Regions from separate parts of the Homo sapiens genome. Here region 1 is linked to region 2. The links are chromatin contacts, found by Hi-C or POLR2A ChIA-PET in ENCODE. All regions are on one chromosome and are shown on one strand. The core of a region is the stretch at or near the end of the contact, and the rest is flanking DNA. Distances in the headings are between cores, read along the strand shown. Region 1 holds the start of TTLL9 (tubulin tyrosine ligase like 9). Region 2 holds the start of TPX2 (TPX2 microtubule nucleation factor).

Region 1 (2,956 bases), core at 421-2,920, 130 kb before region 2:
GTGTTGGGATTACAGGCATGAGCCACTGCGCCTGGCTTTCCACTCTTTAAACAGCTGGGTCCTTCTTATATATCACCTCTCAGCTCAAATGCCACTTATTCAGAGAGGTTCTCCCTGTCTGCTTTGTTTCCTTCATAGAAAACTGGGACCATTTGTAAATAATTTATTTGTTTGCCTATCTTGTTTGCCTTCCCTCCTAGATCTGAGATGTCTAATATGTAGCTACTAGCTGCATATGGCTAGTAAGCATTTGGAATGTGACTTGTCTGAATTGAGATGTGCTGTAAATGTAAAAGACACCAGATTTTGAATAGTTAATACAATTTAAAAAGGATATAAAATATCTCATTTATAGTTTTAAAATACTGACTATATGTTGAAATGATATTTTGGATATATTGAGTTAAATAAAAATATTATCAACAATTAACTTGTTTCTACTTTTTAAATGTGGCTGCACATGTGGCTGGCATTATATTTCATTTGGACAATGCTGGTCTATACCATTAGCTAATGAAGGTAGGAACAATCTCTACCCACTGCTGTGTCCCTAGTCTCTATCATATACTAGATGCTCAGTAAGTATTTACTGAATAATTTGGTATTTATGAGAACTCTGGGCTTTTATGAGAGCTGAGACGGGCAGCCCCATGTATGCTATGAACTTGAGGGAGGAAGAAACAGTTTTATTTTTCTCCAATCACTGTATTTCAAAGGGCTCTGTGGATTCTCTCTGTCCTGCTCTCTATCCACAATCCCCAGTCACCTACTACTATAGATTGAGGGGTGGGGGTGATGGCTGAAGGAACAAAGCTGGTGCAGCTGCTTCTATTTCAGTCCTATAGGAAGTGTCTTGATTATTTTACATTCTCCAGCTTTGGTCCTAGAAGCCAGGAAGGGCTCACCTCAACATCCTCAGAAACACAGATAGGGTTAGCTGGGGGTCACGGGGACTTTCCCAGGGTCATCTAGCAGGTCAGAGGTGAACAGGGCCTCAAACCTTGGTCTCCAGACCCCTTCCAGGACCCTGACCTCTAGCTATTAATACATCCTGATGTAGTCTCCTTCAGACTGGAACCCTCCCTCAAACCCCTCTCCCAACATTCACCTGTAATTTCTTGGGGCACCTAATGGCAGTTGTGCCTGGTCCCAGCAGAGCTTCCCTGGATGGCACCATCCCTCCTAGGGGCCGAAATGGATGGAAGGAAGGAGTGAGAGGATGGATGAATGGATGGGAAGATGGACGAGTGAATGAGTGAACAGGAGGGTGGGAGAATGGATGGGAAAGGAGGAAGGCTGGTTGGTAGGGTGTCTCTGCACGGGTGGAGAGGATGTATCGGAAGGAATTACCCACTTATCCCGTTCCAAGCAGACTCTGAAGAGCAGAGAGCCCTCGGCGATCAAAGTCCAGCCCCGTCACGTTTCTGCTAGAAGCCGAGGCGGGAGAAGTTGGGTGCTTTCCCCCGGGGCCCGCAGGGACGTCCAGGCAGAGCCGGAAGGGGGACGGGAGTTTGTGGGCCGGCCGGGGGGCTCTAGGCGACATCCCCCCATCCGCCCGCGCCTGCCGGTGCCAGGGTGGGGTAAGGCCCCCGCCCCCACCTCCGGAGGTGGCGGCCCCACGCGGCCCCAACAAACTGCCGTTGTCCCGCGGGCCGTGGGCCCGGCACACTGGGGCTTTGTCCGGCCCCCCGCCGCGACCCGAGGCGGGGGCCCCACATGACCGAAGGGGTAGGAGGAGCCTGCGGCGGCGGCGGTGGCAGCGGCGGCTCCACCACCATTTCCCTCCCGGGCCGGGGGTCGGCGGGCGGTGGCGGTGGCTGGGCAGGGCTGGGCAGGGCCGCGGACGCCAGGCCCCCCGTTCCCCGCCAGGCTGCAGGCGTCGGGCCTGGGCCGTCAGGGCAGCTGTGACCGGATCGCTTCCCGGGCGGCGAGCTGGGGGTGCACCCGGACCGCCGCCCCCGGGATCATGGGCAATGGCATGACCAAGGTAGGGGGCGGGCCCCGCGCAGCCTCCCCGGTCCCCGCCCCGGCCGCCGCGGCCCGGCGCTGACCAGCTCGGTCCGCCCGCCTCTGACCTTCTGTTCTCGCCGGTCTCCGTGCGGCGGCATCTCCGTGTCCCTGTGACTCGAGACCGCGGCTGTCGGGTCTCCCCCTCTCTGACCCTGCGTCTCTGTCCCCGCTGTGTCCGCCCTCTCTCCGTGACTCTGTGTGTCTCTCGCTGTCTTGCTGTGGCTGTCACTCCCAGGCTGTCTCCCAGTGAGTCCTGCTCTCCGTCTGCATGTGTCCCTCTCCCTTGTCGCTGACTCCTCGGCTCTCTCCGGGGCTGTTTCTCCATCCTGTCCCGCCTCTGCCTGTCATTGCCTTTCTGCCTCCCCAGCCCCAGAATTTCCATCCCTGCACCCTGCAAGTCTACCTCTCTCCTCTCCTCTCCTCCTAAGACCTGCCTTCCTCCTCTCCCCTCTCATACCCAAGCTGGCCTCCCTTGGTTCCCTCGGTTGGTTAACTGGCCCCCTAGCCTACCCTCCCCAGAGCCCCAGACCCCTCTCACAGAGGACTCAGGGCCCACAAAAGGGAAGAGAGTGCTCCCTGAGCCCTGAGGTCCATACCCTTCATGGGACAGAGAGGGGCTGTGGGCCCCCCAGCTGCCCTGGGGGTGGAAGGGGGTGCAGCCCCTGCCCCACTGACCCTTGCCTGTCCTTCCTCTAGGTACTTCCTGGACTCTACCTCGGAAACTTCATTGGTGAGCACTGCCCACTCTGTCCCGAGGCCATGGCACTCTGCCTGTCTCAGGCCTGTGTCCACCATTCATGCCCTGGCCCATGCATCTCAGGAATGGGGTTGGGGGCAGGGAAGCGGCCCCAGGCTGGGAGGGGGAAAAGGCTGATGGAGGACAAGGGGTGCACATGCAGGCGAGTGTCCCCAGGCTTGAAGGGACATGGAGGGAGCATGGGGGCCT
Region 2 (3,222 bases), core at 404-2,903:
ATCCAGTTTTTCATACCCGCAATTTTGTAGTCAATTCAGATAGTGCCTTCCTGCCTACTCAATTCAACAGGTATTTAGTGGGTGATTCCTATGCACTAGGATTGTTTCAGTCCCTGTCTAACCAAACTCTGGTTATCAAGAATTAGACAAGGGTGGCTTTGTGAAGCACAGAAACACAAACTGGCTCTTGAACTCCCTCACCTCTAAATTGTCCAGACACCTAGAATACAAAACAGTAGAGCACCCAGATGGTGTCCTATCTTGCTCTGATTCTCACTTGCCAATTTCAAACCATGTTTTTGTCCCCAAACATACCAAAAAACGTTTGAGTACATCATATATCTGTACACCCATAATATCTCATGCCAATCTGAGCACAGTACCCTCAAAGGTCAACTAAATGGCTGAGTTAGCTGACAGCCACATAATTTTGATCCAAGAATGCCAGCTTAATACTGAACTGACTCACCCAAACCAACCAGGGGGACTCAAGTCTGACGTGGGGGTGATGTAATACACTAAGGCCACAATACAAGAATATCCTTACTACAGCAGCAAGTAGTCCTATTTTTGACAACATTTGATGAGTGAGAGAAATTCAAAGAGAGGCCACAGGATGTCAAGAAAAGGTAAGGGTGAAGCAGGAAGTAAACCAAGAGCTGGTCTTAAAGCAAAATCCAGGAGTCAAAAATCCTCTTCTATCCTAAGTAGGCCTGATTTGGGGGGAGTCCATGTTACTGAACTACTAGAAAATTATATGTGGAAAACCAGACGTTATATGTCAAGAAAATAGGGGGTAAACCAATTCTACATTATAACCTGGTTTGGTTTTCCTTCCCCCCTCCAATCTATAAATGTTGAGAAAGGAAATGAGAAAGGGAATAATATCTGGTGATTCCATACAAAAAGAGAGCTGGACAAATATGGATAACATATAATGAATTTTAAATCCCAAATAGAAGACAACTCCAAGTGGACTTAAACTCTCCCTCAATTATGTTCTCACACCATCTAATTATCTTCCTGTTTTAGACAACAGTTTTGAAATGTACTTATTTGTGACTACCTCTGTTTTCCTCCATCAAACGCCACACTTCCTGAGGGCATGGCTACTGTATCACCCATTTCTCGAAATTTATCTAGATTCTGGGCCTCAGTTTCCTCCTCCTTCCTCCTTCCTCAGTTTCTGTCAAGAGGGACCAAGAATAGCACCAACTACATTGGCTTGGCGAGGAAATTAAATGAGAACGGGCATGCAGGGTGCTTAGTTCAGTCAATGTTTATAACCTGTTAGCATGGTAATAACAATAATTATCGTTACCGTTATTAGCCGACAGCCTCCCGCAACTCTTTTTTTCCTCCGTTTCCCGGACGGACTTCACAGCAAAATCCTGTCGCCAAGAGAAGCGTGGCCCGAAGCCCCTGCTCGCACCCTGCCCCGCCTAGGCGGCGACCGAGCACCGCAACCGCCTCAGAAGCCAGGCCTAGCGGCGCGAACGGCGCTAGGGGCTGGAAGGTGAACTTCAGCCGTTCCAAACTCCGGGAGGAGGGAGACCCGCGCCCTAGCTGCTCCCTCTTTTCTTCCCACGGCTCACCTAGCCTCGCCTCAGATCTGACAACGAAGCGCGAGCCAACCCGCCGCGGGACTCATTCAGTATCGTTGAAATTTTGAACCCAGGCAGCCTAGTCGAATGCACCAATCAGAGCGCCGGGAAAGCAATTCCAGGCTCCCGATTGGCCCTACAGACCGCAGCAATACCGGAAGTCAGAAGGAGGTACCAGCGAACAACGCGGCCCGGAGTTCCTGGGAAGTGTAGTCTCCTGCGCCTGCGTGAGTCCACTGGAACAGCTCTTAGGAGTACGTTATTACAAAGACCGGAGTGCTCTGCTCCAAACTATTTGGGAAAGGTGGTACCAACTGAAGAGGTGGAGAGTCAACCTAGATCACAGAATGGCGCGCATCCTGGACCTCTCCAAGTTTTCAGGGAAGAAAACTCTATTTTTAAAAATTATTCTCGTTATGGTTGTGCATTATCCCTTGAAGGTTCAGGGAGTTCACTTCGTCTTAACATGGAGTCGCCTGCATGCAACATAGACTCGCCCGTAGCGTCCTTCCCAATAGTGCAGGAGTCTTTGAAACCTTTTACCCAGTCCCTGCCCTGATCTTATGAAACCCGCGGTTCGTTGGGAGCTTTATCCGGTTTTATTCCCAACTGCATCCCGGCTTTATGATCCCCATGTCGTAAAAAGAAAACAAAGTCTAGGAGAAGTTGAACAAACATGTCCAAAATCACATAATAAATGGAGAAGATGGGATTCGAATTAAGAAGGTCTGTTCTTTTTATACACCACCGATAATTAATTAGAGGCCGGGCTTCGTGGCGCTCACCTATAATCCCAGCTCCACAGGAGGCTAAAGCAGAAGGATCCCTTGAGACCAAGAGTTCCAGAACAGCGTAGACATCATAACGAGACCACCCCCACCATCTTAATTTTTTTTAATCAATTAGAAAATAGCAGCAACAAGAACAACAAAACAACCCCCTTCATAATACCAGCAAAAGCTAAAGATTCAAAAATTAAGCCTAGGCTGGGTGCGGTAGCTCACGCATGTAATCCCAGCACTTTGGGAGGCCGAGACAGGCAGATCACTTGAGGCGATGAGTTCGAGACCAGCCTGGCCAAAATGTTGAAACCCCCCCCCATCTCTACTAAAAATACAAAAATTAGCCGGGCGTGCTCGCGCGTGCCTGTAATCACAGCTACTTGGGAGGTTGAGGCAGGAGAATCACTTGAACCCAGGAGGCGGAGGTTGCAGTGAGCCAAGATTGCACCACTGCACTCCAGCCTGGGCAACAGAGCGAGACTCTGTCTCAAAACAAAAAAAAAAAGGTCAAGGCAATTCCAATGAAAGTCCCAGTGGGTTCTGTTCTGGAATTTGCCAAGTTAATTCTAAAGTTCCTATGGAAGAGTACAAGTACTGGCATCTTGAATTTTGAAAAAGATTGGGGGATTTATGTACAGATTTTGTACATATTAACATGAAATTATAGTAATTTTTAAAGTATGGTTCAGTTAATTCACACCCATGGGGGTGCAATCGGCAAAATCCAGACAGGAAAACCACAGGACAATTTAGTTCCTTCAAAACATAAACTGCCAGAGTTTGGTTTTGTTTTCTTTTTGTTGTTGTTGTTTTGTTTCATTTTGTTTTTTGAGACG

The links. Hi-C counts contacts between places; a loop is a spot of excess contacts on that map. ChIA-PET counts read pairs that join two places held with the same protein, here RNA polymerase II (POLR2A). Pooled maps may share reads with other maps.
Region 1: a map of CD4-positive, alpha-beta T cell shows a loop between it and region 2 (2.8-fold over the local background). The contact joins the promoter of TTLL9 here to the promoter of TPX2 in region 2. A Hi-C loop is called at or near these places in 2 of 168 maps with a recorded cell type or tissue (CD4-positive, alpha-beta T cell and CD8-positive, alpha-beta T cell) and 10 of 50 pooled maps. POLR2A ChIA-PET finds 5 or more read pairs at or near these places in 4 of 52 experiments (B cell, GM12878, OCI-LY7 and 1 more).

The regions. Positions count from the first base shown.
Region 1 is chr20:31,869,348-31,872,303 of GRCh38, reverse strand. TTLL9 (tubulin tyrosine ligase like 9) reads right to left here and starts at 1,670. Exons shown (of 15, transcript NM_001008409.5): 1 at 1,355-1,670; 2 at 1,109-1,182. The coding sequence starts at 1,177. DUSP15 (dual specificity phosphatase 15) reads left to right here and starts at 1,777. Exons shown (of 7, transcript NM_080611.5): 1 at 1,777-1,987; 2 at 2,707-2,740. The coding sequence starts at 1,967. RefSeq lists silencers at 1,741-1,840, 1,861-2,130.
Region 2 is chr20:31,737,721-31,740,942 of GRCh38, reverse strand. It overlaps TPX2 (TPX2 microtubule nucleation factor), which reads right to left and starts at 1,653. Exons shown (of 18, transcript NM_012112.5): 1 at 1,322-1,653. RefSeq lists enhancers at 1,341-1,500, 1,591-1,640.